2 separate regions of the Mus musculus genome follow, and region 1 is linked to region 2. Evidence: chromatin loops called from intact Hi-C (ENCODE). Cell type or tissue: left cerebral cortex. All regions are shown on one strand. Each heading gives the region's core, and the rest is flanking DNA. Links, peaks and the distances in the headings are about the cores only.

The links. A loop is a pair of places that touch in the nucleus more often than their neighbours do. Peaks named below come from ENCODE experiments on the same cell type or tissue, not always from the same donor. Only the 100,000 strongest peaks of a DNase experiment are listed, where the experiment ranks them.
Region 1: it touches region 2 in a loop (3-fold over the local background); 8 of 42 quality-filtered maps call a loop at or near these places.

What each region holds. Positions count from the first base shown.
Region 1 is chr1:194,937,290-194,941,483 of GRCm38, reverse strand. Cd34 (CD34 antigen) reads right to left here and starts at 2,663. Exons shown (of 8, transcript NM_133654.3): 1 at 2,440-2,663. The coding sequence starts at 2,518. In left cerebral cortex, for the core only: no CTCF peak of the experiment used is centred there; DNase peaks (open chromatin) are centred at 1,938 and 2,594; H3K4me3 peaks cover 1,817 bases; H3K27ac peaks cover 1,816 bases.
Region 2 is chr1:194,883,907-194,888,100 of GRCm38, reverse strand. It overlaps Gm39748 (a long non-coding RNA gene), which reads left to right. Exons shown (of 3, transcript XR_865916.1): 3 at 1,283-1,655. Among named protein-coding and RNA genes, the nearest start is that of Gm39748, 15 kb to the left of the region's middle. In left cerebral cortex, for the core only: a CTCF peak has its summit at 2,539 (motif pointing left); DNase peaks (open chromatin) are centred at 2,276 and 2,691; H3K27ac peaks cover 2,247 bases.

The DNA.
Region 1 (4,194 bases), core at 1,120-3,619, 53 kb before region 2:
CCCTGGCCACTATGAACATTTCTTTTAGAGATGAATTTGTGTTCTTTTTCCATGCCTTCATATTTTTAATTTGCCACATTATAGGACATTTCGTCAGATGAACCAAAGTCAATGAGAGAAGGAAACCCAAGTACTGGAGCCTGGAGCTGGGAAACTCTGAAAGGAAGCTTAGGTCTTCAGGTCCAAAACACAAAGGAAACCAGGCAAGATCAGAAACAGTGGAATCTGCTCCCTTTTTGCTTTTTTTTTTTTTTCCAGAATTTTGTCCCCAACTTTATCTGCTACAATTTTGGCACTCCTTGCTCTGAGATTTTGGAGACAAAGATCACTCAGGAAAGGAAAGCAGTAAAGGCAACTCAAACAAACAGGACCAAGGTGATGAAGCCAAAGGGATACAAGAGAGGCCTAGGCTCTTGCCTGCTCATCAGACAGGCAGGAGTGCTGGCCAAGATGAAGAAGTACATTTACAAAGGTTGTGAAGCCTGGTCTAGTCCTTCACTGGGGAGCCTTCAAATCACTGAATTACTTGGCAGTCCCCAAACTCTTACACCTCCCTCCTTACCATGTAGCAGGGAAACTATCTGATAAAAAGTATTTTCTATTTTCTTTTTCCCTTTTTACATGCAGTCCCAGGCAGGATATAGTTGTAGATCATCAGATTCAAAGAGCCCAAAGGAAGAAAGGGAATGTGAGTAGAAGCTGGAGGTAGTGTTGGAATAAGGGAAAAAGAGGTCTTGTGGAAGGAAACCCAGGCAAAGGGGTTCCTAGTTTCCTGAAAGACTTTTAGGTCAGCTGGAGCGTGTGTCCCCAGTCACAACCCAGATTCTGGCCACTGATCTCTCTTGCCCCTGAAAAAGTGACACTTGTGGCTGTCTAGAAGATGTTCACACTAGCTTCTCATGGGACAGAAGAGAACTATCTCTTCAGAGTGACTTTCCATTCTACACCAACTTTCCCAGTAATAACATCACGGTTGTCTACTGTGGGACATTTTAAATTACATAATTCATCAGTTTAATTTATTTTACAATTTATTCCAGGACAGAAAATAATAGTATTAACAAACAGAAGAATCTCAACACAAACCCTAGGAAGTTCTTGGAGAAAGTACAGAGCCTTGGCCGGCTTATGAAGTCTAGCTGGGTTGGGAATGGTGGCCCCTGCCCTGTCCTTTACCCTAAAGTTGAGACACTGATATCTTCAGCATATTTCCCCAAGGTTTGCAGAGGTTTTTTTGCTCTCTCCACCCTGCCCCATTCAGCCCAAGACAAGGCTGATACTGGCCAGCTGAGGAAATAAGAAAAGACAGCACTACACCCAGACTTGGGTCAGTGCTGAGCTGAGTGACCAAAAGAGTAAGTACAGAGCATCTGATGAGGACTCCAGCCCGTGGTCACCTACCCGTGCACAGTGTAGCATCATTCTGGGCATTTTTGTCCAAGCAAGTTTTACTCCATCAAAATGGACATGTCTAGCGCTGCCAATCAGGAGAACCCAGAACCTAATTCAACTTCTCCTCTGCCAGCTCTCTTTGGGATAGACCCAAAGGCAATGGAGCAGAAGACTGGGAGAAAAGAGGTCTTGTGGGTAGATCCAGGCTACTCTACATGTTGAGTGTCCTTTAAGATATACAATGAAGATTTAGGAGCCCCAAGGGTTAAAAGCAAAATGAGTAATTCACAACCCTGAAAACCTCAAAGGACATGAGTTGGGATGAAGAACAACACCCTCCAGTGCAATAAAGTTTGCTATAGACTGAGTGAATACTATTTTTTGCCAACCTAAGAGGGGAAGAACTTAAGAAGTAAGAGTATGCGTGGGCAGCAGGAGGTGTCTTGGCCTGTCCACTAGCTTTAGAATCTGAAGGGAAGCAGAGCAAGAAAATTCCAACTAGCAATGAATGTATGTTTGTGCACGGGGAAGACTGGTGAGCAGAAGGACTTGGTGTGTACACCAAACCACCTCCCTACTAGCATCTGCATGGTTTCTGCAGGGGCGACTCTAGCTTTCTAATCTGAAATTTAAAATTGTCCTTTTTTTCCTCTCTGCCTGTTCTTTATTCCAGACTCTTCCACTAATGTCCCTCAGTCCTCCTTAAAGGTCTCCTGGCCCTTACTGGAAATGGCTACCCTCATGAATTCTTTATGTCCAAGTCCTGGGAACAATGGGTGCCTGGACCCTTCTCTGGACCACTCTGGGTCCTTGCTTCCTCAATTAAGGAGAGTTACAGAACTTTTCCTTCCTTCTGTCTGCATTCTAGCCTCAACTTTGAGCTTTGCACCTCCAGCCACGCAGAGGAGCTGGCGTCCCCCAGCACTACCTGAGTAAGCTCACTTCTGCGTGCTGGAGCGCAGGATTCCCAGGTGAGGTTAGTGGCCGGCGTCTTCCCTCCTCCCGGCCCATAGCCTGGTCCCTTGGCCCTCAGCTGTTAATACTCACGCAGCAGACTCATCAGGCAGAGAGCTACCCAGCGCCATGGCAGCAGGAGCCCCGCGCGCGTGTCCCTGTGGACCTGCATTCTCCTGTACCGCTCCGGAGATGCGCTCGGTGCAGGAGGCGGCCCGGCGCGGGACGCGCTCCTCCGCCCTGCGCAGGGGTGGGGGATATTGGCTCTCCTCCCCTGCTCCCTGTCCGGAGTGGGTGGGGGATGCTGGCTTATCCCCTCCCTGTTGCGTCTTGGTGAGGCCAGCCCCTCTCGTAGTTCCTACTTCACTTTTAACCGTGTGTCATCTTGGCTGCCTCTCGGCAGGGTCAAATTTCTCCTTTCTGATTTCTTTATTTTCAAGTTTTAAGTGTGGCAGGAAGCCACTGTGTACGCCTGAGTTTACAGGAGTATGATCTTTCAGCTAAGCAGGAAACAACACAATTCCAAGACACCTTTAGAGATAGTCACGGTGGAATCTGTGCTGCATGTTAAAATTGAGCAGGACACAAACAGGACACTAATAGCCTTTTCACAGTCCAGACCATCTGCTATCCTACCATCTCTCTTTTATACTCATTTTCCAGCAAAATCAACAGAATTTGTATTAACTTTCCTGTGATCATCCATATTTCCTTAGCTAGTTGGGTCATAGCAATTGTCAATACCATAGAGATAATATAGATACTCCATAGTACATGGTTTTTCTCCAATGTTCCCTTTTCAATCCTAGATTTAAGTTTCCTGATTCTATGGGAGCTTTTCTTGCCCTCCCTTCAGACAAAAGATTTCTTAGATTCTTACCCTGCCCTACCTAACAGACCTTCTAGCACTCCTTGTGCTTCTCCACGCAATGGTGCTGCATGTTGATGCGCTGGATTGCAGGATTCTGACTCGTCACAGGTCAGAAGATCAAGGCAGGAGGAGAGAGAAGCAAGACAAGGCATATAGCAGCAGGTAGAAATTGAGATAAGGCACAGAAGGGTCTGTGATGATGACTGTAAATACTTAGCCCTAGTTTTCCCATAATGTCTGGTCACATAACCTAAAGGGAGAAAGAAAGATCAGACAAACGCCCTGGATAAATTTCTGTATTTATTTCTCTGAAGATCTACCTCCACGAAGAAAGTACATTTGTTTGTGTTGCCTACCCTGGGCCTAATATACCTTGGGGTTGAGAAGAAGAGTATCAGTCCTCAAATCTATACTCTTACCCTGTTTCATATCACACCATTAAAACAAGAAGCGGAGGTTTTCATCATAATAAAGGCAGAGGCTCATTGAATACAACGACATTAAGTGAGTTTGTGTCAAAGTACAGTTGGCATATTGTGATGGAGAACCTGGAGGTAGGGTCAGAAAGGATTGCAAAATGTACTTTTAAAATTAAATTCTGGTCCTTGGAATATGAACTAAGAAGGAAATATTACACCTAATTCTTCAGTTTCAAAAGTGGATTTTCTTCTGGTACCTACATTTTGCTCATACTTTTTATGGTAGGTAAATTGTTATATGTAAAAATGAGTTGGTTCATTTGAGTCTACCTTTACTTCCAGATGTTTTCTCTGTTAGTTTAATTAATTAAAGTGTTTTGAGACAGGATCTCACTCTATAGTCCCATCTGGTCTTGGACTCAAAAAAAAAAAATCCTATCCTAGCTTCCTGAATGGTGGGATCATAGGTATGTACCATTGTTTTAGGCTCTCTTCTGATTACTTTAAATATCTTTTGTCTTTTGGACCATGGGAAATGGGACTATAGGAAATATTTTG
Region 2 (4,194 bases), core at 1,029-3,528:
ACCAAGGCAACTCTCATAAAGAAAAGGTTTTAACTGGGGAGTTGCTTACAGTTTCAGAAGTTGAGTCTATTATCATCATGGCAGGGAGCATGGCAGGACACAGCATTGGGGCAGTAGTTGAGAGCTATATCCTGGTCCATAGGCAAGAGAGAGAGGGGGGGGGAGAGAGAGAGGAAGAGAAAGAGAGGAGAGAGAGAGAAGAGAGAGAGAAAGAGAGAGAGAGGAGAGAGATAGAGGAGAGAGAGAAAGAGAGAGAGAGGAGAGAGAGAGAAAGAGAGAGAGGAGAGAGATAGAGGAGAGAGAGAAAGAGAGAGAGGAGAGAGAGAGAAAGAGAGAGAGGAGAGAGAGAAAGAGAGGAGAGAAAGGAGAGAGAAAGAGAGAGAGAAAGAGAGAGAGGAGAGAGAGAGAAAGAGAGGAGAGAAAGGAGAGAGAAAGAGAGAGAGAGAAAGAGAGAGAGGAGAGAGAGAGGAGAGAGAGAGAAAGAGAGAGAGGAGAGAGATAGAGGAGAGGAGAGAAAGAGAGAGGGGAGAGAGAGGGGAGAGAGAGAGAGAAAGATAGAGGAGAGAGAGAGAAAGAGAAAGAGAGGAGAGAGAGAAAAAGAAAGAGAAAGAGAGGAGAGAGAGGAGAGAGATAGAGGAGAGAGAGAGAAAGAGAGAGGAGAGAGAGAGGAGAGAGAGAAAGAGAGAAAGAGAAAGGGAGGAGAGAGGAGAGAGATAGAGGAGAGAGAGAGAAAGAGAGAGAGACTGAGAGAGAGACAGAGAGAGAGATAGAGAGAGAGAGGGAAGAGAGAGAGAGAGAGAGAGAGAGAGAGAGAGAGAGAGAGAGAGAGAGAGAGAACCCTGAACCTGGCATGGGCTTTTGAAACCTCAAAGCCCACTTCCAGTGATACACTTCCTCCAATACGGCCATATCTACTCCAGAAAGGCCACATCTTCTCCAATAAGACCACATCTCCTAATCCTTCTAATCCTTCTTAAATATTGCCACTATCTGGTGACTAAGCAGTCAAATATGTGAGCCTATGGGACCATTCTTATTCAACTTGTCACAGACTCTACCACATGGCTCCGAATCTTCCAGCTTCTTAGTCCATTTCTTGCCTTTCTGGGCCTGTGAAGCAGTATGCCAGTAGCCTGGTGGATGCAGGACTTAACTACAGTCTACACAGGGAACTTTACAGAATAGAGGTTCTCAAAACTTCCTTGTTCCTCACAAAATCACCTAGAATCTCCTTTGAACAGGAACTATGGGTCTCTATCTCTAAAAAGATGCTTTCTTCCAGGTTTGAGAAGTTTGCTGTTGTCCAGGACTACTGATCATCATTTTCCCATATGAGGATCTAACATTCCTTCCAATTTGGAGAGAGACATCTAAGATGGCTGCTGCACAACTTTTACCCTCAATAAAACCTACTTCACTGTCAACCATTCCACCACACAGCGGGCTGGCTGGTCAAAGACACAGATGCTCTCTTCCCCAAGAACCGTAGGGGTCAAAAATTCCTAGGAAGAAAGAAAAGAGCAAGTTTGTGGTCTCAGAGTCTAACTAGATGAACTGCCACTGAACTCCATGCCTTTTCTCTCCCTTTGTTTCTTCCACCCAGAAGTAAGTAGCCTAGTTATCAGTTCTGAAGGCTACACAGGGGGAAAACAGGCAGAGAGCACCAATAAAGGCAAAGCTCCACAGATCTGGCGTCCTAGTCACAGAGGAGGTGGGTGGGGGTGGAGTGGACAGAGCTGTGTAAAGGTGCCTTGTGGAGGAGGGACTGACCCAGAGTCTGTCCTGTGTTCCCTGTTAGTACACATGCTCTGAAAGCAGGTGCAAACATTAGAAATATACTCCTACCAAGCATGCAGGTGTGCCTATGGTTTTCTTTTGCAAAGAACAAATTAGATTTCCTAATTCCTCTCACAGTCAACACCAGATCCCTTCAAGGGTTGAGAAACCTAGAGATGACAAATGATGAAAGGAAGTTGGTGTCTCCAGGTACTAGAAGATGCATCAGGCTCCTGGGCAGTGTCCTGGGAAGCCCTGACTGTTCCTTGTCCCTCCAGGATGTCTGCAGAAGACACAAGGTCTACAAGCAAGGCAGCTCCAAACATTGTTCATAGCCAGTGTCAGCCTTGGCCAGGCACTGGCCGCTTTGGCCCTGAGTGAACTCTGGGCTGCAGGCCAGAGCAGCTTTGAGACCTCTTCCCTATCTCCCCACTTGCAAAGCAAGGGCTGTGCCTCTGGGTTTGTGCCCAGCTCTGCACTGGTGACTCAGTAGGTTTGAAGCTCTATCTTGCAGCGCCCACACTGGAAGAATCACACAAAGAGCTCCTCCACAAAGCCGGAGCTCCCCATCACAATATTGCCCTCGGCACCCAAGCAGAAATCGCCAAAGCAATGGACAAGGGGAGACCCTAATTTTCCTCTAGACCCCTGCAGTTGCACATGGACTCCAAAACATTAGAATAAACTTGGTGCTTCGGGCAGGAGCACAGAGGCAGTGCAGAGGTCTCTTCTCTGTTTAAGTGATGGAGGGGCCTTGCCTGGAGGCCCTCTTCTGGCAGGAGACTTGATTCTCCAGGGAGCCTGTGGATGAGTCTTTAATCTTAGTTCCGCCTGCCGGCTGTGTACCAGCTGTCCAGCCTTTAGAAATCCACTCCCCCTCTCTGTGTTTTCTTGAATATAACTAACTATAGCTACCATTCGAACTCTTAATTATTTTCTATGTACTTCACATATATTATTTTTATCTCCACAACGATTTTGCAGGCTTGGTGTTATTGCCCACATTCTGCAGATGGAAAAGTAGGATTGTACCCAAGGAATCTGATTTGCCAAGATTATACCACTGTTAAGTGGGGACACATGACTTGAATATGTTTCTGCCTGCAGACACTGTACTGTCTTTGGGAGAACACTGATACTATGCAGTGTTTAAGAGGTGAAACACTGACAGTGTCATTCTTTTCTGTCCTGTCTTTTTCTGGCTAGGTCCTGAAGGCAGGGTAGATAGCATAGCTATTCTTTGTGGAGGTCAGAGAGCAAGAGGAAAGGGTTCAAACAGCTAAGCAGTTAGTCTCATTCACCTTTTGCCGCTGAAGTGACGGGATCACTTCTTCCCTGTCAGTTCTACGACACACGGAATAAGTCTTCGAATGATGCAGGTCACTGTCGTAGGTTCCTGGCCCCCACCAGATAGGCAGAAAAGGTTCTCCTTTGTTTAGGACTGGAACATAGATGATTCTGAGGTCCTAGGCCTCAATCTTATGACCATTCCTAGGAGGCCAAGAGTGCCTCAATTTTTCTTTTGTGTTTTTATTCACTTCCTAAATAAAATGTGAAATACTGTGGAGAAGAGGGTGTCAGTGAAATCTGAGTGCTAGTCTTATAAAATCAAATCTGTTAATAGTATAACTAATCTTGCCTGGACCACAAGCGGTAATACTCAAAGTAGATGATGGACAAATATGTGCTTTGGGAAATGCAAAGTGCTTTGGAAATATAGATGATGATATTATTAGTACAGGGTTCTGGAAGAAATGGGAATATAAAAATGAATGCCGTTTTGGAACCTTTCAGACTGGAAGACAAAGCAAGCATGGCTACCCAGGAGAAAGGAGAACACTCAGGTACCACTAGTGGGAATATAAATTAGTGTACCTACCATGGAGAACACATGGAATTTCCTTTCAAAAGTCAGAAATAGAGCTACCATTGGATAGTTACCGTACTATTGGGTTATTGCCCAAAGGAGATACATTTTGTGAATTAGACAGGCATCTGCACACAATATTTACTACATTATTATTAATAATAACTAAGATATGGAGACAACCTAGATATATAAACAAATTAATAAATTAAGAATGTAAGGTGTATATATACAGTGAAATTATTATTATTATTATTATTCAGCCACAAAAGAATGTCAACCTATAATGTTACAGTAACATGGATGGAAATGGAGAAAATTTTATTAAATAAGTCAGGCATAGAAAAACAAGAGCCAAGCCATTTCACTATTATGCAGAATTTAAAGAAGCTGGTTTCATAGTGTCATCCAAAGCTAGGGGTGGCATGGAGGGAACAGACACTGTTAGGGTGGATGAGAAGGAACGCTAGTAACACAGAGTCATGTGAATTTACAGTAATTTGTTGTGCATCTCAAAGCATCAGTATGAGCTCAGACTGCTCGTGCGTGTC